Regions from separate parts of the Mus musculus genome. Here all the other regions are linked to region 1. The links are chromatin loops, found by intact Hi-C in ENCODE. Cell type or tissue: left cerebral cortex. All regions are shown on one strand. Each heading gives the region's core, and the rest is flanking DNA. Links, peaks and the distances in the headings are about the cores only.

The links. Hi-C counts contacts between places; a loop is a spot of excess contacts. Peaks named below come from ENCODE experiments on the same cell type or tissue, not always from the same donor. Only the 100,000 strongest peaks of a DNase experiment are listed, where the experiment ranks them.
Region 2: it touches region 1 in a loop (7-fold over the local background); 22 of 42 quality-filtered maps call a loop at or near these places.
Region 3: it touches region 1 in a loop (4-fold over the local background); 7 of 42 quality-filtered maps call a loop at or near these places.

The regions. Positions count from the first base shown.
Region 1 is chr2:27,768,389-27,776,199 of GRCm38, forward strand. No RefSeq gene overlaps it. Among named protein-coding and RNA genes, the nearest start is that of Gm39777, 66 kb to the right of the region's middle. In left cerebral cortex, for the core only: CTCF peaks have their summits at 1,941 (motif pointing right) and 3,686 (motif pointing right); DNase peaks (open chromatin) are centred at 1,973, 3,701 and 6,060.
Region 2 is chr2:27,882,775-27,890,585 of GRCm38, forward strand. It overlaps Col5a1 (collagen, type V, alpha 1), which reads left to right and starts at 3,651. Exons shown (of 66, transcript NM_015734.2): 1 at 3,651-4,150. The coding sequence starts at 4,042. In left cerebral cortex, for the core only: CTCF peaks have their summits at 3,108 and 4,560 (motif pointing left); DNase peaks (open chromatin) are centred at 3,226, 3,464, 4,041 and 4,434; H3K4me3 peaks cover 1,451 bases; H3K27ac peaks cover 277 bases.
Region 3 is chr2:27,896,399-27,904,209 of GRCm38, forward strand. The region is part of intron 1 of Col5a1 (collagen, type V, alpha 1); the gene reads left to right. Among named protein-coding and RNA genes, the nearest start is that of Col5a1, 14 kb to the left of the region's middle. In left cerebral cortex, for the core only: a CTCF peak has its summit at 3,693; DNase peaks (open chromatin) are centred at 3,704, 4,916 and 5,656; H3K27ac peaks cover 948 bases.

The sequences.
Region 1 (7,811 bases), core at 1,261-6,260:
AGGAATGCATCAGATGAACCCCACATGGGGCCCTCTAGGCAGCTTAAGGTCTTTAAAAGAGATGTTCTGAGAAACCCAAAGAGATATGGTGAGTAAATGTGACATGATCACAAACTGTCAGTACTACCTCAGTTAAGGGATGTGTTAAAGATGAGACAGAGGGGAGAGCCTGAGGCAGGAGGAGGAGGGATGGGAGGATGAAGGGAGGAGAGAGGGAGGAAGGAAGGGGCCTGGAGGGAGGGAGACACTAGGAACGTGCAGAATCTCTGTTGACAGCAAGTCTTCAGCAAACCTAAAACCATTCTTAGGTTTAAAAATGTATTATGGGGTGTGGTCATTATACAATACCTACTTCAGGTCCTGTTGGAGCCACCAGGAACTAGGCCAGGCGGTTTTTGTTTAGTGTTTACTAGCATATATTAATTCTACATAATAAATACTAGGTTACAGCCAAGTGTGGTGGCACACACTTTTAATCCTAGTAGTCGGGAGGCAGAAGCAGGCAGATCTCTGTGGGTCTAAAGCCAGCCTGTCTACATGGTAATTTTAGAGAAATTGCTGCCAATGTGTTTCCTTAGGAACAGTCTGTCAACAGAAGGCCTGTGAGATACCCTAGCAATAATAAATAAGGACATGGCATTTCTAAAAACACCTGTGGCTTTGTCCCTATCCAAGAAGAAGACAGGGAGGAAGAGAATAGAGCAAGCAACCCATGGTGAGATGAGGCCAGAAAGCGTTTCATGGGCTAGCTCATACCTCCTCCCCATGCACTGCTTCTCCGCTCCCCACCTCTAAACGACTCCCTTGCTCAGTTGTGCTGGGACAAACGCTGCTTTATAAAGTGACTGCTGGCTTGCAGGTGACCATGGGGACTATCCCATCACCAGACAACTCAATGCTTTCTGTGTGCGTGATTAGCACACACAGAAGCGATTACAAGCCTAAGGGTGTTGAGAATCAAAGCACTGTGGCAAGGGACTAGAGGTGCCCACAGTGTGAGACACACTGGACTTCAGAGCAGAACAGCACAGGATGGGGTAGAGGGTAAGCTGGTTCTCTGGAGCTAAAGGGTCCTGGGGTGAGCAGGTGGAGGCTTGAGGGTCAAGCTGTCACGGAGGACTGTGACTTGCCAGGGCCCTGGGTGGGGACAAGTCAGTGGGAAAGTCCAGGAATCTGACAGTAAATGCAAACCAGGTGAGTTTTGAATTCCTCTCATATGACATTCTAAACAGCAAAGGACGATGTCGTGCAATAAGCAAGCAAAGGGAAAATGCACTGTGAGGCAGGGGCTGCTTCAGCCGTGGCTACCATGTTGAGAAGGAAGATCAGAGACCCTGCCTGGGCACAAGAGATGAACACCTGATGACTCGTTCTGTGGCAGCATCAGGACTGTGGAGGGCAACTGTAGAAGCCAATAGAACAACCACCAGCTGCCTGGGAAGGGCTGAGTGCAGACAGGAGCGTAGCTGTCAGTAGTGCCTAGGCATTCCAGGCTTCAGGTCTGACTCTGCCGCCACGCTGGCTCTGGTGGCCACTTCCTGTTGGTGGGATCAGGTATCAGCCCTGCTGGAGAGAGAGCTTTGGAAACTCCTCTACTCCCTGTCTGCCCTTTCCCTGGCAGAGACAGGCTCTTCTGTCTGCAGAAGTTTAATAGCTGGGGTGCAAATCTTGGAGCTGTCAGCAGGCTATGCTGTCTTTCACTTCAAGCTCGACTAAAGACTGCTTTAAAAGGGAGACTTCCGTGGATTATTACATCAAAATAGTTTTGAATGGAAGAGGGAATTCACAAACTATATCCTGCAACCAGATTTTCACCTTTGATGTCACTAGGGGTAGAATTCTCCCTAGACTCGCTACAACCTTGATTTTTTTTTTTATTCCGTTTCTGTCCCAGAGAGTCTCTTGTGAATTGGGTATTTGTCATACACCTGTGAACCAGGCAGGGTACACGAGGCTCCCATGTACCCATATCCACCACGAGAGGGCAGCATCACCTCACTAAGTGCAGATCAATCACACACACACACACACACACACACACACACACACACACACACACACACACACCTACCAGGTCTCCTAGCAACCATTTCCTAGACCCTCAAGGCCCAGATGAGTTCACCTATGCTGCCCCAGACTCAGGAGGCCAAGGTCCTGCCTGGGAATGACCTTAGAGGACAGCAGAGCCCCTGCTTGCTCCTTGATGGTGTGCAGGGCTGAAGAGTGGGAGAGGCGGGTGCTGAACAGAATAACTTCAGCAGACCTTCTATCCTTGTGTCCTAGAGTACCAGTCCTTCAGCATGGTTGGAAGTGTGCTTGAAAACATTGACAGCCCCTTGCTGTCTCTGGCCCCCAGAGCCCCAGTGGGGACAATCAGATGACTAGGTTAAGTGCACATCCAGAGAAGGGAGCTTATGGTTTTGTGGGCTTAACTAGCTGTCTGTGCTGGGCCAGAGCAGAACTGTGTGGCAGTTAGCCAGGGCCTCAGGCAATGGGAGACGTTTGTCTCCAGGCACTGCTTCTCCATATATTCATCTGTTTACCCAGCCATGTAGCCATGCATACCTCCATCTACCCACCCACCCACTCATGCATTCACTACTCATCTGCCCATCTCATCTACTCAACCATCTATCCATCCATCCATCCATCCATCCATCCATCCATCCATCTGCCCATCCACTCATCTGCTCTACCACCCGTCTGTCCATCCATCCATCCATCCATCCATCCATCCATCCATCCATCCATCATCTATATGCATCTACCCATCTACCACCCATTTATCTGTCCCTCCATTTATCCCAGTTCCCCATCTGTCCATCTATCCACCTATCCTCCACCCGTCTACCCATCTGTCCACCTGTCCAATGGTCCATCCCCCATCTGCCCATCCATCCATCCATTTATCACTCAGAAAATACCTTTGGAGATGTGTGGTTAGGCCATGTGCGTGATTCCAGGCAAACGCAGAGTTTTTGTTCAACAGAAAACTCACATGAACCAAATATGCATCTGAAAATTGAAAACTTCCTGCTAGCCACATTAAAATCAGGTGAAGTGAATTTCATATTTTATTTAACCCAGTATGTGAAAGTTTCCATTTCCACATGAATTCAATATGAGCCATAAATAAGGGACTTTTACTTGAATGTTGATCCTGGTCCTCAAGACCTGGTGTATACCTTCCCGTGCCAGCACATCTCCCTTGGGCCCTGCCACAGGTCATGTGCTTAGACCCACTCTATTGTCCGATTAGGGTCTGGAGTGTTCTCCCAGGCCGCATCCTGGCGGCAGGTACAGGCTGAGTGGGCCACTATAGTGAAGTGACCGTACCAGTGGGCAAGGGGACTGGTAAGTCTTCCCAGGTGATGTGGCAATTGAGCTTCAAAGACAAAACAGGGCAAAGAACACCTTCAATGTCATTTCTGGCTATGTCTCCAGAAGATCACCAACAGCCAGAAGGAATCAGGTGTGTTCAGTGGCCCTCACACCAGGCGCTGCGAAGAAACCATGAAGTGAAGTCTTCTGTCACAGCCAAGCTCCGCGCCCCTACTGTGCACGTGGAGCCAGGAGACCCTGTTCTGCACCTCTCCTGGCTGCATCTGGGAGACCCGATGGCCTGCCTTTGGCTGCCTCTGCCCTGCCTGGGCCATCTGGGCAGAGCAGAAACTCACTCTTCCTCCTGCAGGTGGCGCCCTAGAGACCCTGCAGAGCCAGTTGTCCACTGTGATTGGAGAAGGTCCAGTCCTTCCTTTCTGCACTTTGGAGGGGGCTGTGGCTCTTCTAACTGGGTCCAACTACTGTTTCCTAAGCGTTTCTGAGATCACCAAGGCTGCGCTCAACCACTGTGTTATGCTTGGGAAGCTTCCAGAAACTTTTCCCATGTGGCTCAGACACAGAGGGAATTCCTGGAACCCGTCTGTAAGGAGGTTTCTGCTCTGACAATCTTCCTCAAGTCTAACTGAAATCCCTCTTGCTGTTGGTTCAATGCCCTCTTCTTGTGGGGCTGGCTCCCCAGCAGGAACCAGGCAAGTGTTGGTACCTAATGGAGCCCTCCTCCATAATAGCGCTCCCTCAGTTGGGAGGAGCACTGCTTGCCTCCTTCCGGGGCTGAGGTGGCCCATCCCCACCTGCCTGGGGGTCCCAGGAGGGAACAAGTGAGACCCCACAGATATGGTAACACAAGTCTAAGACCTTCTTAAGGGAAGGAAAGAAATTGTGGTCCTTCTCAGGAGGGGCCACACCTATTGCAGCCATGCCAGCCTTGGATCCTGGAAGCTTCCTGGGGGTGGGAGGAGTGTGCAGTGGGAGACCAGTTGGATCTAGGTTTTGTCCTAGGTGGTCTTGGGCCCTGGGCATGTGATGGCCTCTGTCATGACAACCCTACCTTCCTCCTACAGAAGGTCAAATTTTCTCCAGGTTTTACCATCTGTCTCTCCTGCTGCCCCCACAGGGCTCACAGGAGATAAGGTGATGGCCTCCCTGCCCACCTTGCCCTGGGGAGACTATCTAGTCAAGGGTTAACCTGGCAGGCTTGGTTTGGCCACACCCTGCACAGTTTCCAAAGGCATGGCTCTGACCCAACTCCTGGTAGGTGACCTCTGACCTCAGCCCACTTGGAGAGTCTGGCCTGACAGTGTCTGTGTTTGCCTGACCGTCTCGGGTCACCTCAGTGGTCCTTGCTGACAGTGTGATTTATGGTGGGGCCTTGAGCCATGCTAGGTCACTTGATCTCAGCAGAGCTGAGACCGCAATTTTCTTACATGGTGCTCAGGCAGCCCACTTCCAGTAACAACCCCCTCCCCAGTGTGGAGGCCCCATAGGCTCACCTGGCTCACTCACACACATTCAGGAGACCGTGCAGACAACACGCCTTCTCTGGATGGGAACCTGTGACAGTATAGGCCTGGCTTCTCCTGGGCTCTGTCCTCTCTGCTGGTGTCTGCATGCATCCTGTCCCTAAGCAAGCCCCAAGCGTTAGGAGAGCTGCCGGGAGCTCCAAGGCTCTCAACACATCCCTGGATCTGAGGTGGCCTTGGAGACCCAAAGCTTCAGGACTAGCATTTCAGTTGAGTGGTTGGGAGGGCAGGAGACAGGGAGGTGTCGTGGGTCATTCTGTAATAGCCTGGGGCTCATAGGTCTTGCCTTACAGTTTATTGATTCCTTTCCTAGCTTGCTGACCCCTTGATGGCCTCAACTCCCTCTCTCTCTGACTACTTGGGTCAGCACTCCAGGGCAGGAATATACTGGGTAGGGCCAGCATCTCTTAAGATAGCATTGAGGCTTAGTGTTTTGTGGGGCAGTAGAAGCTGGCCACTGCTCCCAGAAAGGCTTCCTTGACATCCAGGAATGGTGGAACATAGCATGTGCCCCTGTGGACAGCTCTCCCATAGTGCCTGTGGCCTAGTAGTTCCAGGTCCAGCCCTGAGCCTTGGGCATAGCTCTTCAGTAAGGGATGCCTGTCCCTGTGTGCTCCTGTGTGGCCCTGTGTGGCCCTTGCTTGCTTTGGAGCCTCTGATGATTGTCCTGCAAAGCTGTAGAGTCCATCCCCTCTTTCCTCTGCTCCAGTGTCTACCTGACCAGGGACTGTGTCTGTCTCCAGGTGGTCTCATCCAGGTGAGGTGAACCCAGCTGCCAGCTCAGACGAAGACTGATCTCAATGAAAGCTCTAGCCACCGCCTTCATAGCATGGAGACCCTAGCTACATGTGTAGTTGGCCCGATGCCAGGTCAGTCTGAACGTGGGCCTGATCTCGACCACAGTGCCTTGGTCTCTACTCAGCCACAGTCTGGCTGAGGCCTCCCCATCTGAGCCAGAGGCAGTGTGAACCCCTCAGCCCCTCAGCCATGTCCTCAGGATCCTAGGCATGGGGTGAAGAAGACATGGACTTTGAAGGGTGTCTGATGTGCCTGATTCTTTGAGTATGGCCACTCCCCCGCCCGCCAGGCCTGTAGACGTGGCTGCCCCCACACTGCCACGTCGCTACTTCCACCCCAGCCGGCAGGAAGCTGCTCACTCTCGCTCCCTCTTTGTAAATTTTTGGAGGGTTGTTGTTGCAGGGAACATCTGGATGGGGCCCAAGGAACATAATAAAAAGGAGAGAGGCCTGGGGAGGAGCGGGGGCTGGAGGTCGGAAAAACCATCTGACTTCGCTTTGCGGAGACAGCTGCAATTATGCTGCCGAGGCTTTTGCAGCCGCTTCAGACCACGCCGCTGACGTCAGTGGGAAACTATGAAGCTCGCCATGGTTTGGTGACACAGAACATGAGATACATCCCAAGCTCCCTCCTAGCCCTGCTTGGAGTGGGATGGCGGATGGGTTTCCCCGGAAGTGCATAGTCCAGGGTCTCTCTAGGGAATAACCGGGCTCTCCCATCCAGGCCTTCCATGTGACAGGAGGCTGAGCACAGAGCTTCATCCCATGCTTACATTGCTAGCTCCATGGAGAGAGGCACCCTGGCCTTTTCTCCAGCAAGCTCTGTCATCCCTCCATCACCCCCCAGGGCCTGACAAGGGACATGGCCATCAGGGTGTCCTTCTTTCGGTGTCCTCCAGCTCCGGCAACTTTTCGATGCTTCCTGTGGTTTTATAGGGCTGGCTGTCAGTGCCTCTCATGGTGTCCTCGATCTTGGCCACTCGCTGTGTACTATGGGGAGGAATGCAGCTCGGACCATCCTTCTGTCCCTCCTGAGCCAGAACAATCCTGAGCTAGGTAGGTGCCTTGCCCCTGTGGTCTTTGTTGTACGAGGAGGTATTGCAAAGATTTCAGGGTCTCCAGGGACACTGGTACATGCAATAGGTCCAGCCCTCCAGGAGGGGTCCACAGCCTCCCTGCTAGGCCTGTGCACTTTCTGCCATTGCAGTCAGGCTCCTCTAGGTTGGAAAGGCTTGCCGCTCGTGAGGACGTGCGGGACATACGTGTTGCCGTCTTTGTACATGGTACAGACATAGGTCTGACAAAACAGCCTCATATTGGTTTTGAAAATGTGGCATAAAATTAAATCTGATGGAGCTGCCTGCTGCCCGCTGCACAGGGAAACAGTGTGAGTGTCTGTGGAAGGCTGTGCTTGGGGACCCAGCCCTGCAGGGCTCAGGCCCTACAGCTCTACCGGGTTGAACAAACCTGTGGCTTCTTAGGGTCCTGTGAGCCATCCCACAGCTTGAAGGTACACTTTATAGGTGGGGAGCTCAGGTCATATCATTTGTCACTGGACTTAGGTTGGCTGGGCCTCTGCCAGGAAGAGAGGCCTAGGTCCTAAAGGCTATGTAGCTGACCTTAGGGCCCTGCTTAGAGAAGCCCTCGCTTTGACAGGAGCCAGGGCCCAAGCAATCTGACAAGAAGCCATCTGGCAGCAGGGATCCCTGAGTCACAGCTGGGATGTGAGCCCCTGGGAGGCCTGAAGACATTTTTTTCCCCCTGTGGAAATAGCTGTGGGCTCCTGAACTGACCCCTCCCGCTGCCTTTGGGGGCCCTGGGGTTGAGCAATACTGTTGTTCACCACTAGTGGGGCTGACCACCTTTGTGGGACTTTCAGTCGGCCTGAGCTGAAGCCAGAGCATCACTCTGTGGCAGACAGCTGGACTTGGGCCTAGTCGTGTCTCAGCGAGGGCTTCTCCTTGGAGCCTCTGTTCTGGTCCCTGTCTGATAGAGCCTCCTGGGCAGGCGACATGGTGGCCATCTTAGACAGGCATACAAGAAGATTAACCTGGCTGAAGTTGTCTCTTGTGACCTGCTCAAGGAAAGGGAAGGGCTGGTAGGCCTTAGGCAGTTGTGTTTGTTCTCCTGAGGCTGGGAAGTGATGTCTGCT
Region 2 (7,811 bases), core at 1,737-6,736, 110 kb after region 1:
GCTCTGCAGTCCTGGCTCCCTGGAGTTCCAGGACCCTACTGCCCACCTTGACCCTGCCTTTCCACCCGTAGCTCAAACCTTGTCCATTTCTGTTCTACTTGGCTTCTCCGCTGTGGTGATGAACACCATGACTAAAAGCAACCTGGGGATGGATGAAAGGGTTTATTTGGCTGACAAGCCCTAACCACAGTCTGTCACCAAGGGACTCAAGCAGGAACCTGAAGGCAGGGACTGAAGCAGAGACCATGCACGAACACCAATGGTTGGCTTGTTCCCAGCCTCTGAGTCAGCTATCTGTTTTATATCTCCCAGGACTACCTGCCTAGGGATGGCACCACCCACAGTGGGCTGAGCCCTTCCCACAGTATGGGCTGGCTGCCTCTGCATGAGCTGCCTATGATCCTGGCCACCATGTAGAAGCATGTGAGATCAGATCCTTGTGTGGGACTGTCATCACAGACAAGCAGGAATTTAGGTGATTTTAGGTGACTTCACTGATCCTGGGAACAGTCCTCTGCTGTAGGGGCAATATCTCCACCCCTGCAGACAGTTCTTCAAGAGACAAAGCAGAAATTTCTCCTGTGGACACTTTCCTTGGCCTGCAATCTCAAGCCAGCTCTGTGAAACAGTCTACAGGAGACGACCTGCGCCAGCTGCCACCGTCTGGAAAACGCATCTCAGGACGCTTGTCGTCTGACTCCCTGCAAACCTGCTTCTCATGCCAAAAGTCAGTCTAGTGTCTCCTGGGCTGTTCTGCCTGGAAATCCCATCATTTTTAAAGGCTTGTTTGGCACCAGCGGGGAAAGGCTAGCCAGCTTAGGTTAAAGAAGCCAGTCTTAGTGGACAGGACATGGAAACACTTGGTGCAGGGAGTGGCTGGCATACAGAAGGAAAATCCAGAGCTGCCTGCCCCTCTGTCTCAAACATGCCACCTCCCTTCACATCTGAGTCTTTGGGAATCCCAGAGTCAGCTTCATTACTCCACTTCATAGGTGACAAGCATCGCAGAGAGGGAACTCATCTGCCCAGGTTTTGCAGTTAATGAATGGCATGTACAAGGGTGGGACATCGGTCTGGCTTCTGAATGCCAGCTGAAGGACGCATGGGTGGAGCTCTTCCCTGGGCACAAATGTAAAGGCATCCCTGCTGGTGTGAATATCTCTACACACAAGGCAGAGCCACAGCTCATCATGACCTTCTGCACCTACCGCAGAGCTGCTGGGGCCCAGGACCTGTTGGAGGGCCAGTCTGTAATGTGCCTGAGAGACTTCATATGCTCCGAGAAGGAGGGAAGCACCTCCCACCCCTTAGCGTTTCCTCTTTGCTTCTCCCCAGAGTCTCAGGTAAAGGTCCTCCCTCATTGTCTGCTTCTATGTGAGAACAGCAACAGTCCACAAGCCTAATCAGGATGGACTCCTGCAAGCAGGGACAGCTGACCTGATAATAATGGCAGTTGCTTTGCTTGGAGGACTGTATTCTACAACAGAGGGTAATGGCATGTATGCATGGCAGGGACATGCAGGGGACACTGGATGGAGGTGGATATACAGAGACAGGCGAGATGGAAAGAACACAGCAGAAGCACAAGACTATGTCCATGATCATGGAGACCTGGTGCAACAGTGCAGGCTGGTATAGATGGGGCCCACAGGCAGCTTGCTTCCTCAAAGACTCATGCTGGTGAACAGACCATGACCAATACTCTCCATTATCATGAGATGCCAATTGGGCACAGGAGGATGCTGGGTATGGGTTGGCTTAGCCTGAGCAGGATGCCTAGGGTGTACCTGCTGGAAGGCAGATGTTCTGAGTCTGTATTATAGCACGAAGAGGGAAGAACCCTGTGCCTGCTGATCAGCTGCAGCACTCATCTTGGCTCTGACACAGCGCATTGCTGATTTGGTGCTCTGGGTAAGCCCCTTACCCCGCCTGACTTGCAGCGTCCCCGTCTGTGGATGGGAGAAAGACCTCCCCTGATATGTAGACCTGATGCAGGTTGGGGATGGGGAGGTGAGCTTGGTGAAAGCCTCCGGATGGCTGAGGTTTTCATCCCCATGAAACTCACCAATGGAATGGCACATAAGCACACAGTATACACAGCACACACACAGAGACACACATATGCATGTACATGCCCCCACATGTGTTCATACACACACACATACACATCTTATCATTTATACAACTTACACACATACATAATTATTCCATAACAAGTACAAGCTGGCTTTTAACTCTTACTGTACTGTGACTGAGTCTGTCTGTCTGTCTGCATGTCCACTCAAGCTTGTTTCCCTCTGCCCTCTCTGTACTCTGGATAGAATTTAGGACCTTTGTGCACAGCCTCTGAGCTGCATCCCCAGCTTTCCTCCTCTATTCTGTGTACTGTCTGATGTTCCCTATAAGGTACATTCCACACTTAAGCAAAGCTTGAATTAAGTCAGTACTAGCCACCCCCATTCAGATTCAAGAACCAGAGCATGGCCATCCCAGCAACTCCTCTGACTGCCTTTGCCCCCTGACTGCCTCTATCCCCTGACTGCCTCTGCCCTCTGACTGCCTTTGCCCCTTGACTGCCTCTGCCCTCTGACTGCCTCTATCCCATGAATGCCTCTGCACCCTGACTGCCACTCTCCTCTTGTTTGGAGAATAATGAGAAACTAGGGAGCCTGAGGATGCAGCCGGAGAGAGATGTCCCAGGCCGGTCTCCATCACTACAAAATTCTTTCAGGCTGCAATGTGTTCAAAGGGAGCGATAGCTTTGTGTCTGAAAGCCTTCTTAATTCACTCTGATTCTTTCTAAACAAACCCTGAAGCCCTTGGAGAAGGGCAGGGCAGTGAGTCAGGCTTTTGCAGGGCCTCCCAGGCCTGGAGAAGTCTGGGAGAACTCCTGTCTCCCTCTGCTGTAGATGGGGAGCTGGGAGCCCCTCTCCTTTTCCAGCTGTCAGCTCTGGAAGGGGGCTCTTCCTTTTCCTTGTGAGTTGTTGGGCCACTAGGGACAGCAGTAAGGCGGTGGGGTGGGATCTGAGACTGACCTTCACCTGATTAATAACTTGGTCACTCCTTGTTCACTTAAGGCCCCTCTGGGCATCCTTGACAGTCTGGTCTGTGGAGAGGTAGAAGGCAGGTCCCCAGCGCTGTATTGGCCTGTCAGTCATAGTCTAGGGAGCCCCTTCTGGCTGAATTGCAAGTTGAGTCTCCGCCCAGAAGAGGAGCTCTCGGAACTCCTCCTTAAAGAGAAAGTTCTGTGTGGTACTGCAATCTCTCTTTTGAATTCCAGCGATCAAACTTCGGGGGTCCCTCAACGTTGGTTCTTGGAGTCTGGCCAGGTCGGGGTACCTGAGGCGGGAAGAATCTAGGATCAGGGTGGGCCATCAGGTTTTGGAGGCCGCCGCCCAGAGCGGGGAGAAAGAACGGGGGCGCCGGCCCCGTCCCACGTCCGCTCCCGCCCCGGGCCAGCCCCTTCCTCGCCGCGACTCGCCCGCTATCCCCACCCCCTCGCCCTCGGCGCCCAGTGGGAGGCGGGGACCGGCCTTGCTGAGCGGGGCGCCGGGCTCTGATTTGCTGCGGGCGTTGGGGGCGGTGGGGGGTGGGGGAATCCACAGCCTCCGCGTTGTCTGCCAGCAGCGAGGGAGGGAGGGAAAGGGGGGAAAAGTGCTCAGCGCCGAAGGCGAGGTCCGCACTCCTGGTCCCCGCGGCTGGCGCAGGACCTCACTCCAGCGGAGCGCCCACGGGGAGCGGGTCGCGGGGCAGCAGCGGTGAGGAGGCCACGAGACTAGAAGGAGGAGGACAGGGAGTGCGCGAGCAGCCAGCGAGGGGGTCCCGGCCGTCCCGGGCCACAGTCGATCCCTGCGCCGTGGGCGAGCGCGCCCGCTGCCTCTTCCAGAACAGCCACCGCCGCGGGGGAGATCGGGCGGGTGCCGAGCTTCCTATGACTCCCTGAAGTTGTCGTGCTCCCCTAGCGTCCGCCACCCGGGACGTGTCTCTGGTCCCCGTGCATCGTGTGCGTCTCCCGCTCCCCGGCCCGCGCACCCCGCCGGCATGGACGTACACACCCGCTGGAAAGCTGCGCGCCCAGGCGCCCTGCTGCTGTCTTCGCCGCTACTCCTGTTCCTGCTGCTGCTGTGGGCGCCGCCTTCGAGCCGCGCAGGTAAGAGTGCTCTGGGGACCGGACCTCGGGGACTGTAAGAGGTGCGCAGAACCTCCGCGCCGCTGTCATCTCGGGCTCCTTCGCCGCCGGCCTCCTCCGAGCCTGCAGAACTTTCCTCCTTGGCCTGTGGAATGCACCGGGCAAGACAACGAATACCATTCGTTGGGGGCCCAGGAGAGGGAGCCGGGCCAACTCCATCCCCGCGGCGTACCGCCCCCTCCTCAAACGGGCCTGCTGGGTGGGGCTGTTGGTCGAGTCAAGGAAGAATCTGCCTCGTGTTAGATCCCAGCAGAGGTGCTCACACTTTTGTCCCCAAACCTCGCATTTTCTGTCCCACATCACAGGCGACCCGCTGCATCCCACGCAGCCCTTAAGCAGAAACTTTCCTTCTGAAAGCTGGAAAGGGCCGCCCCCTAGAGTCAAGGCCATTCAGTTCCTCAGGGACGCCTAGGGGTGGAGGGGGATCCCAGAAGTTTGAAACCCCAGCTATGGACTTCCCTCTGTACACACCCTCTTGCTTGTCTGAGCTAAGTTTCTGCAATTCCCAGGGGACAGAGTTCCCTGTAGTCCCTGACAAGTCTTCAGGGGCACTGGGGAGCCCTGTGAGGTAGGCCAGCCCTACTCCTAGCCGTCAAACCTCCAAACCCCTTAGAGGTAGTTTTCTTGGGCTTTCTGCCCAAAGATGGGATGAACGGGAAGCCTGGAGAGGGCCTTGGAGTCTGGGCTGGGAGCTTCTCAGATGATCTGCAGATGTGAGACTCCTGCCAGGTTGGGTTCTCTGAAGGAGCCCTGATCCAATGGGCAGAATCAGGGAGGTACTGGGATTGTCCCTGTCTGTATTTCAGCGCTTTCAGGCTCAGGTCTGGGCAGGCATATTATTTTCAGCATCACTCTTGTTAGTTAGTTGTGGGATAAACCTCCCCAGAGCCCTTAAACACCATAGCCCAGGGTGGGAAGGCACCAGGCATGTGCTGATACAGGGAGGCGAAGGCAGTTAGAAAGAGTTCAGGCAGCCGAACAGCGGGTGGAGTGGTCAGCCCTTGCGCAGTGACAGGGCTCTCCTTAGCTTAGCTGGTGTTACTAGGACTAGCAGGAGAATCCATTTCCACCCCCCATGGCCAATTACAATATTCTTCTCCTGCTTTCTGGCACCATTAGTGTCCAGTGGCCACAGGATGAGCAAGAGTGGAAATGGGAGGGGCCAGGGCCTGCGGGGACCGAGGGAGAGCATGGGCTGACGATGCTCACTCTTGTGGAACTTGGACCAACTGCCCCGGAGTTCCCAGGGTTAAGCTAGCAGTAGGGAATGCTGAAGGCCCTCAGGAAAGTGTGGAGGAGAGACAAGAGAGGTCAGCCTCTCTTTTCCCTATACCCCCACAATGTTCCCCTGTGCGCCCCAGAACCCCAGGAGGGAAGCCTTCAGTGGACCTCTCGCCTGGGAAGCTGGGGTTACCACTAGCATAGGTTGGGTGTTCCGGGTTCACCCTGTCCACCCTGTACCTTGTCCCAGCCCTGCCCTGTCCTGTGGCCACCTACCTCTCTTCGTCACTCTATTACTATGCTCTGCCCCACTTCCCTGTGCTGTTGAGGGTGCGGCCATTTGGAAGGGGCTGCCTGGGTCCTGGCTGTGCTGTTAGCTGTTTTGCTTTGGACAGAGTTGACTTTTAGAAGCACATAAAGAAACTGCTTTTCTGGGTGGGCTTCGGGAAGCTTTCCCCTCTGCTCCTGTGGTGCGACCCACTTTGAAGTCACCCTCAGTGCATGGCCAGAGGGGCAGCAGTGCACGTTTGATGCTGACAGGTCAGGAGAAAGTGCAAACAGACCCTGCTCTGCTCTCCCTCTCGGACCTGCCAGATGTTTTCCGAGGTTTCTGTGAGCACAGATCCTCTGTCTCTCTCTTGGCCAAGTGTGTGAAGGAGTGAGAAGTCCGATTGCTCTGGGAGCTGCTAAAAGCCTTAAGGGGGGGAGGAATGAGAAATGAAATGTGACCCCAATATTTGGAAATTGAGGTCATCTCTTCCATGTGCTATTGGTGGGCTTGGGTCATGTGACTGCTTTTTTTGCAATAATTTGCGGGGAAAGCCAGCCAAGTTTTGTAAGACTTGACAGATACTGAATGGTTAAATTTCCTGTGACTCAATGAGTTGGCTACAGGGACATCCTTGGGCCTTCCCTCCTCTCTCCCCTCTCCTCCCTCCCCCCTCCTCTCTCCCTCCTCTTCTCTCCTCTCTCCCCTCTCCTTCCTCCCCTCTCTTCCCCTTATCTCTCCTTCACTTTTCCCACAAAGTCCAGTCTGTAGAAGCCCCCTGTGTCTGTCAGGGTGTATTACTCTGGCTGCAGGGTTGGAGCTGTGTGCCCTCACCAGCTGTGTGGTAGATGAGTCCCCTCTGGGGGCTAGCTCACAGCCTCTTCTCTGATGATGCTGTCTTGGGGGCTGGCCCTGCGGTGCTGGCCAGAGACTGCCCCTCTACCCCACCCTGTAGATATTTCTGGATGCTCCTCATAGTCACACCCTTAGCCGAGGGCAGCTGATGCCCGCTGCCTGCTCCTGCCTCTGGCTGGAAGCCTCTTTCTTCATTTAAAAAAGCAAACCAAAACAACTTCCTGTACCCTCTTAGGGTTACAGTTGTTGAGTAGAATACAGATTGTACAGATCTAACCCAGTCCCCAGGGTCACAGCAGGGATGGTGAGTGGTGCCCAGTGGGTCAGGAAAGCATTTTCTCCCCTACCCCAGGACACTGTTTGCTGTAGTCTGGGGCTCAGGGAACAGTGAATACTGGTGGCTAGTGTGCTGGTACCTGTCTGGACAGAAGCTCAGCTGTGGAGAAGCAGAGCTGACTAACCTGGCTGGAGCCCTTCCTGCGAGCCCTGGCCCACTCCCACTCGTTCTGTTCTTTGATCTCACATCCATTTCCTAGCTTTCCCCTGGGAGACCCAGTACCCTGAGCTACGATCCCAGCTTGGGGGCCCAGTCCAGGCAGGGCCCTGGGGGACAGATGGGGTGTTCCACTCTGCCAGCGCCATGTCTCCTGCTGCTGCTGCTCCTGCCTCTCCATCTCTCCTCTCTCCCCCGGCCCTTTCTTTCTTCTTCTCTCTTATTCTTTCCCGCCATCCTCTCTCTCCTTGAGGTCCACAGCCTTCTGCAGGGGCTCCTTATCTCCTTTTGGATCACCCAGGCTCTTCCCAGTCACCAGAACCTTCAAGTACCACAGACTTTATTTAGCTTGCTCTTGGTCTGGAGGTCCTGGGGGTGGTGGTGAAGGCATTCCTCATTCCTTCTCCACATCAGACATCTTTCTTCTTGTTCTTAGGCCACTTCAGACATGCTGGCCCTGTGAAGCAGCAATGGAGGACATCTCCATGGAGTCCCTGGTGGCCTGACCCCTTTCTTTTTATTACCATCCCTCACTGTGTCACCTCCTTCTGGTTTAATTTTGCTTTTGTTGAATATTCCAAACTTATCTAAGGAGGTTCTCCCTGGACTGTCTTCCTTGGCTGGAAACCCCCTCATCAGTGGGTTGGCAGGTCCCCAGTTCTTGCCTGCCTTGTTGACATTACACCAGGAGAGCAGAAATGCTACCAACAAAAAATAAGTAGGTGTCCCAGGGCCCCACTGGTATCCCCTTCCTGTTCAGGATGGGAGCGTGTCCAGGTACCGTG
Region 3 (7,811 bases), core at 1,737-6,736, 130 kb after region 1:
AATTCGTTAGAATCGTTTAACTGGAAACAGCTGGTAGGTAGGTCCAGATCTCGTGAGGTTGCTGTGGGCTTTGAGCCTAGGATGGTGAGTTGCCTCCAGCCCATGGGGGTAGTAGATGGTAGCAGGATGGAGGATGGCCTATGATGTAACTGTTCCCCAGCTTGTCTTTGTACTGATTGGGATCGAGGAGCACCCCTTAATTTCTGTGAAGGGTAAAGGTGCTGTGTGGCTGTGTGTGGGTATAGTGCCATGCCACCTCAGCCACAGTCACTTCCTTAGGGCAAGGGCTCCCAGTGGTGATGAGGGTGAATCTCTGGGTCACGTTGGGGCCATCCCACCTTCCCCTGCACTTGACACCTGGGGCTTAGGACAGAAGGTGTTTTTCTACCCAGGAATGTGAGCGCTCTGGCCACTTTGGAAGGAACTGACAGATGCACCGAGGGAGTGCTTATAGAATCTGGGGTCTGGCCTGCAGCTACAGGCCACTTGCAGATAATTACACTCAGATGAGTTGGGGATTTCTGAAGTCACAGGTCGGGAGGAGAGGGAAGCAGAGAGGGTCCATCTGCCATAATCCTGGTGCTGGGGAAAGGAGCCTGGCTGTCCTGATCCAACCAGCTGGGGAAGCTATTCCAGCTCTAATGTCTTTGCCTCTGATGGCTGAAAGGTCACTGCAGGATGGCTCATCCAAGGCTTTCTTGGATGACCATGATGGTTCCCAAACATCTCACTTGGGTGGTGTGCAGACAGGAGAGCCCACCCCACCCCCTGGCAGGTGCTATAAAATGTCTCCAAGCCATTGTGTTGAACTCTGGCTTGAGGCTGGTGAGATGTTCCCTGTTCATCAGCAGTGACTGAAAATGGGCTGCAAGAAGAGAGCTCTTTCCTGCCCTTTTAGGCCCGCCCCATTTCTTCACTGTTGCTGGCTCTGTCCATGGGGAGGGGCAGCCCTGGGTCTCCTAGCTTTGGGGATGCCTGTCCTCACATGCCCCGAGACTCTCTGAGTCCAGCCTGTGGACTTACTTACTCCACCTCCTCTGCTTGGGGCTAGGGCTGGGCCGATTGCAAACAGCTGCTTGGCCCTCGAGGCGGATTTTCAGGCTCCAGGAGGGACTGTTGTACTAGGGCATGAACAGTGTGGCAGAAAGGCCACACGGGATGTAGTAGGGGAAAGCCAAGACCCTTCTCTCTGCTTGCCTTTGTACGTGAGGAAGGCTAGAGAATGGAGAACAGACAGCTCATCTGTCCATTGTGGTCCTTCAGGTACCCCTGTAATCAGGTCAGGACAGCCAAGGAGGGTCAGCCTCTGGACTGGAGGGGAGGGGCCACAGGTTCCAATCAGGCCCTGGGGTCTTGCTATTCCCCAGAGCTTCCTTTGGTTCTGGTAACGGAACCTTTGCACATGAAGACGCATGCCCGATGTTCACTGAATGTGAAGACCAGGACTCTCCAGGTTGCTGCCTCCTCCTGCTCCCCTCTCCCCCTTCTCCTCCTTTTTCTTCTTTCCCTCTTTATCCTCTTCTTACTTCCCCTCCACTTCCCCCTCCTCTCTTCCCTTCTCAGTCTCCTCTTCCTGTTCCTCCCCACCCCTTCTCCCCCTCTTCCTCTCCACCTTCCTCCCCACTCCTCTCCCCACCCTCCTCCCACTTACCCAAGTGTTTCCCTACCTAGTCTATCCTAATGGCATCTTCTAAGCCAGGGCTCTAAATGTGTCCTGCTTGAACCCCCTTTTCATGTGACCCTGGCTCTACAGATATGTAAAATAGGCGCACAAACCAAACATTTACTGATTAGTGTGAGGAAGTTTATTTTAAAACAGTTCTTTGCTATACCTATTATGCCATCTTTTAAAGATAAAAGCAAGTTTGGGTGCTAATTAAATAGGTACATGTATTTATCTTTATATAAAGATTAAATCTTGGCTGAATATTGCCATGGTCAGATGTATAGTGGTCTCCGTGTTTTTCAGAGATGCTCAATGTCTTGATTTTATGATCGTCAGTGCTGAGAATTCAGCCTCGTACAAATGCATAGTACAAGTGGGCAGAGATGGGTTTGGGGCCATTTGATAAATTGTTGGAAATTTCACCCTAATCCCAAGCCAAAATTCATTTAATGATTTTTTGTTTTCACAAACAGAAATCATTTTGTTTTCATGCTCAGATCAGCAGCTCAAATGACAACTTTTGAAAAATCAAACATAGTGGCATAATAAAATTCAAAGATATGCTAATTTGATGCTTGCTCCTGAGGGATGATGGTGGGGAAATATGAAAGCTTGTGTCGTTTGTTTGTGATGAAATCATTATGCTTCTTTAAGAGCAGGAGACATTACATGTAGATGAAGCATTGGTTTCCCGAGGTGCAGCAGTCTGGGCTCCAAGCTGAGGCGTATGTAGTGAGCACCTGTGTCCGCATCCAAGGTCGTAGTGGGGTCACACAATTCACCATAGGTGGCCACTTGCCAGAGAAACCTCAGATTCATGGTACATTTGATTTGAAAATAATTTTTGGTCAGTGCTCATTGAGACACTTGTTGCTGTTGCCAAGCTGTTTCATGACACCCCTCCATATTGTCATGTGGCCCATGAGGTGATACAACCTGTGGTTTAAAGAGCTTGGCTCTAAGACATGAGACATCACCACCCCCACCATCTCCCCATTTCACAGGTGAGAAGACCAAGGCCCACTGAAGCTCTGCAACTGGCAAAGACAGATCTTAAGCTCTTAAGACAATATCTGTGCTCTAGGAATGACTGTCAGCCTGAGGGGTGACATTCAGGCTGGGTGTCAGGGCCAGTAGAGAAGGCTGATTGAAGATAACATTTTCATCTCCACTGAAGGCATTTCCCCCTTTTCTTTGGGGAGGGGTCTCCATCCCTGTGGCAGGGACTAATGAGAGGGTGTGGAGAGAGTGGCAGAATGAGTGTTCCTGTGTGAGTGTGTGTGGTCATCGGGGCTGGGGTTCAGGTTCCTGTCTCCCTGGGCTTCCTGAAGCCCACAGCCCTGGATTCCTGGGTTCTGCTCCGTGTGATCTATCTTTGGAGACCTCTGTGGGTTTGCTCTCCACAGCATCCAGCTGTGAGGAGCCTGTTTGTTTAGGAGTCTGAGTCACGTTTTTTCCATTTTAGTGGGAAGAAGGTCAGATAGTGGGGATTATGGCCAGGTAGGGGCTGTCTGTTCCATCTCAGTTGGCAGCTGATGAAATGAGTGTGGGGGATGCTCTGGGAAAGCCAAACATGAATGGCAAGAGTGGATGGGTTCCTGGGCCTGCCCCCCGCGGCCCTTCCCCTCCCGATAAGCCCGGTGGATGCGGGTGGGGGGTTGAGTCATCAGTTAGAGGGTCCAAGAATCAAGCTGCCACAGCTTAGCAGTAAGCTCAAGGTGGCCAGAGAAGTTAAGTGCGGTGTAGCCCACAGTTAAATCATGAGCCTTTGGAGAAGAAAATTAAAAACTCTGAGAACAATGTCTGGTGACCTGGCTGTCTTAGTGTGCCTCACGGGGCTCTGATCCTATAACTGGTGCTTGCTGTCTAGACCAACTACCTGACCCCCTGGTGTACTTGTGATCTTAGACACTTTGGTCACTCAGTGGACCAGAGTTCTCAGCACACAGTAGCAGAAGGTGGCCTAGGTCTGTGGAGGGGCAGAGACCTGGAACTCAGGTCTCTCTGGCTGTAGTGGGGAAGAGAAAGCATCACCTAGAGGCTGAGGGTGGTATTGCACCTCAGGGCTTCTTGCCTTTTAAAATTGGGTGTGGCTTGGGTAGCCAGTGTGACTCGGTGGAGTCCTCATCCAGGATGATGCCCCATCCTTCATAGGCTTGCGGTGTGGATCTAAGGAGGCAGAGTTGAGGCCATAAAGAACCAGACAGGGCTGTAGTCTGCTGTATCTCATAGTGGACCAGCATGGGGGCATGCCTAGTGAATCCTTTCTGGGACTAGCTGAAAGTAATTTGCAGACTCCAGGGTGTCTGCTGAACAAGAGTATAGCCATTCTGGAGTAGCAGTTGGTGCTGGGAAACCAGGGGAGCCCTGGTCCACGCTGTCCGTGCCATTCTGGGGCAGGCCGCGGTAGTCCTGGCAAGGTAATCTGAACACTGGAGAGCTGGGCTCTCGGGCTAGGTGTCCTGATATCTGCAGGGATGGGGTGCCCAGTGTTTTCCAGGCACACCTAGGGACTGCCCACCAATGTGTGGTGGATCAGAATATCTGGTGTGAGCTCCCACTGCACCGTCCCCTCTTCAGACAGAGGTCCAGACCCAGAGTTGCGCATCACAATTCCCATGGTGATTGGAACCACCCTGGGCCTTTCAGTGATGCCTAGGAAAATAACAGACTTGAAGCTGGCCATGGTGATGGGCATCTGCACTCTAGCGTAATATGTGTGATGTCTCCAGAGAGCCCTGTGGCCCTGCACATAGCTAAGCATGTCTTGTCTCCTTGTGGGGATGAGGTAATTTTTACCTGCTTTTTTTTTTTAATAACCCTAGGCCAGCCTCAGACTTAACTATGTAGCCAAAGATGACCTTGAACTTCCAACCCTTTTACTTCCACATCCCAAGGGTTGTGAGTATAGCTATGTGCTGTTGTAATTTTATGCAGTACCAGAGACTGAACTATGGGCTTTGTACATTTTAGGCAAGCGCTCGCCAACTGAGCTGTGTTCCAAGCTTTGACTTAATTTCTGTGTCCCCTTCACCCCATGTGGTTGCTACCCTGCCCCTGGAAGAACTTTCCAGGTGACTGTGCCCACGAGGAGCCAGCCTGAGGTTGGGTTGACACTCTCCTGGGATCTCTGCCTTCCCTGCAGCTCTCTGCTGACCAGCCAAGCCTGCCATCTCTCAGTATTCATTCCTCAGATGCTGCTTTTAGCCCCAGCTCATCTGATTCCAGGATCTACCATTTCACCCTATAAAAACTCCCAGCCGTGTTTTGCAATGATTTAAATACAGCCTGCTGCTACCCACTCTCTCTGGCTGCTTCTTTCTGTTTGGGCCCTTCCCTTGAACAGTTCCTATTATCTACAACTTTGAGTGTGGGAAGTGAGATTATAAAGGTCTCCTCACTTTAGACACAGGCATGCTCCCAGCCTCCCTCCCGGGGCTAAGACACCAGGCCCCTGCCGTGTGCTCTTTCTGCCTGACTGCTCACGCCTGGTCAATATCATGGCCAGCAGATAAATTCCTTGGCTGAGAGGCAGTCCGACCTCTTTCCAGTCACTTATAAAACTGTTTCCTGGTCTGGCTTCTTGAGTGATGCTGCAGCCAGGACAGAGCCACGCCACCCGGTCTTGGCATCCCACTCTACCTCCTATGCAGCTCTACCCCAGCCTACGTCAGAGTGAGTGCTGGGATGCTCTCACACCCTGCCTGGTTCATGCCTGTTCGGCCATCACCTTCCTTTCCATTTGGACATTTGTACTGGTCCAGGGACACCCTCCATCTGTAGGTGCCAGAGAAGCTGGTTTCTGTTTTCCCTTTCCTGATTCACAGAGTTCTCTACCCATTGACTCTCAAATTTGAACCCCATTTGTGGGCCCCCTCCTATATCCCTCAGTGGTTCATGAGTGCGCTCCTCCCCACATCCTTGGGTAGGAGTTGATGCAGACATGGTGTTGATGGCTGAGTAGCTTCCCTGGCAGGGATTATTCTTGGCCCTCTCCACTCTCACCCTCACAGCTCTGTGGCTTTGCCTCGTCTCTGATCTCATCCCTGGCCTCAGTTCTGAGCTCTTCAAGGGATGGGTACACACAGCTGCCTGCTTGGGTAGGAGCCTGCTGCTGATCTCCCAAACTATTGTTCATCGTGTCTCTGTTGGGCCACAGGTTCAAACCAGAGCCTGTTCTGTGACTCAAGTCCAGAACTATTAGCCATAGGAGAACCTTGTCTGCCGCGTTCCTGAGAATGCTGTATACCTACTAAATGCCCTGCCTGCTCGGCTAAGCCCCAGAATTCAGCTCAGCAGCACCTCTATGGGCACCGGCAATGTCCAAGGCACTGTGTGTGGCTTTGCCAAGGAGTCCTTAAGGAAACCTCTTTCCTGAAGTGTAATGCAGTGAGCTCTATGCACCTGTAATTGGCACACAGCTGGCACAGCTCCAAGGAGAAGAGTGGCATCCTGGCTGGGCCATGGGCTCTTTGAAATCTGAGCTGCATCCTGGAGCTAGTTATGGCAGCACCATGGCTTTGCCCACATGAGGCCTAAACCACGGATGCAGCTCTGATTCTCCTGCCAGCCCAGGAGGGAGGAAGAGTAGACCCCATTTGGGTTCTGTTCCCAGGGGTCACAGGTCAGTCTGGTGAGGATAGCATGAGCAGAGCCAGGGTTCCCACTGAGGGTGACCTCGTGTGTGTGTGTGTGTGTGTGTGTGTGTGTGTGTGTGTGGGCAATGACCTTGGAAAACAGGAAAATTCATGAAAAAGTGACTAAAACCATCTATAATTCTTGAAGTCAGAGCTCATGGGTCTTAATAGAGAGAAGAAAGGAGGGGATTTGTAACAGTGGCTACCTGGGGAGTTCCTGCAGACACTCTACTAAGGACCCTGTGCTCACTGGGTGCTCCTCCCTGAAGATGACAACCCCGAGGCCTGCAGGCAGGCAGGCAGGGAGGACTCACTGCAGGCTAGAGGGAGGACTCACTGTCGTTGTGTTGTGTGTGCTGTAGGTTTCACCCCGTCTCTCCCGACCTCTCTGAGTACTTGCGTTACTTGAGTCTCTCTCTTACTAGTGGACATTCAGGTGGTCCCCATGCCTCATATTCTAAACCACCTGTTGCAGAGAAAGCATGCCACAGGGGTGGGTGGCAAGAAGGCTTGGGCCTCCTCCTTGAACTGCATTTAGGGAGAAGAACATATTGGGGGGGGGCTAGTGAGCAGTGTACCCCCATTCCATGTGAGCCAATCAGCTGCAGATGGGAGATATATAGCCCTTGCCCTTAAAAGTCAGGACACTAGCGGTAGTTTAGGATCTAATAAAGTTTGTAGTTTCAGAAGGGCCTTGGAAGAAGGGATTAATCACTGAACTGGACTGGGATAATGGAGAAGCCATCTGGGGCAAAGATGCCTCTGTCTACCCTCCTCTTGCACTAAATTAATTCCAGGTGGATCAAAGATGTGAACTTTAAAAATGAAACCACAGGACCACTAGAAGCAAGCTAGGGAGGTAGGTGTTTATGATTATGAGGCCACGGTGGGGGTGGGTGGGGTGGGAAAGTGACATTGTTAGTGTGACACAAACCTCAGAAATTGTAAAAGAGAATTATAATTTGAGTTTTTCTGTCTGGCTGAAGGTAAAAGCAACTACCAATTGCAAGAAAAGAATGTAAGCCTATGTGACAGGAAAAGGGGTCAATATGGTATCATATGCAAAGAGTTCCCACAAATCAATTTAAAAAGGTATAATCAAAGGTATAATCAGTTCTCCGAAAGGAAAACATTTGGAACTTTGGTACATTTGAAAGTTGTATAACTTTAACAAGGATAACACAATGTAAGGCTTCACTGTCAGCTGGGGAAGTGAACACCTGGCATCTTGCCCTTTTACAATAGGCAACCAACAGTAGCTGTTGAGATGTTAGAATGCACACGCTCCTTTGGCCCGGCAGCTCTGCGCCTTGGAGTGTGTTATATTCCTCACTCATGTGTGTGCAAGGTGCTGCTGGGAAGAGAAGGGGTTCACAACATGTGCATGCTCACCAAGAGAAGTCATTTTCCAGATAGGCTCTCCTTAAGTAGCCCAGGCTAGCCTCAGTGTGTGTTGGGATCACAGGCATACACCATCGTGCCTAGCCACGGGGAATGCATTTAAATAC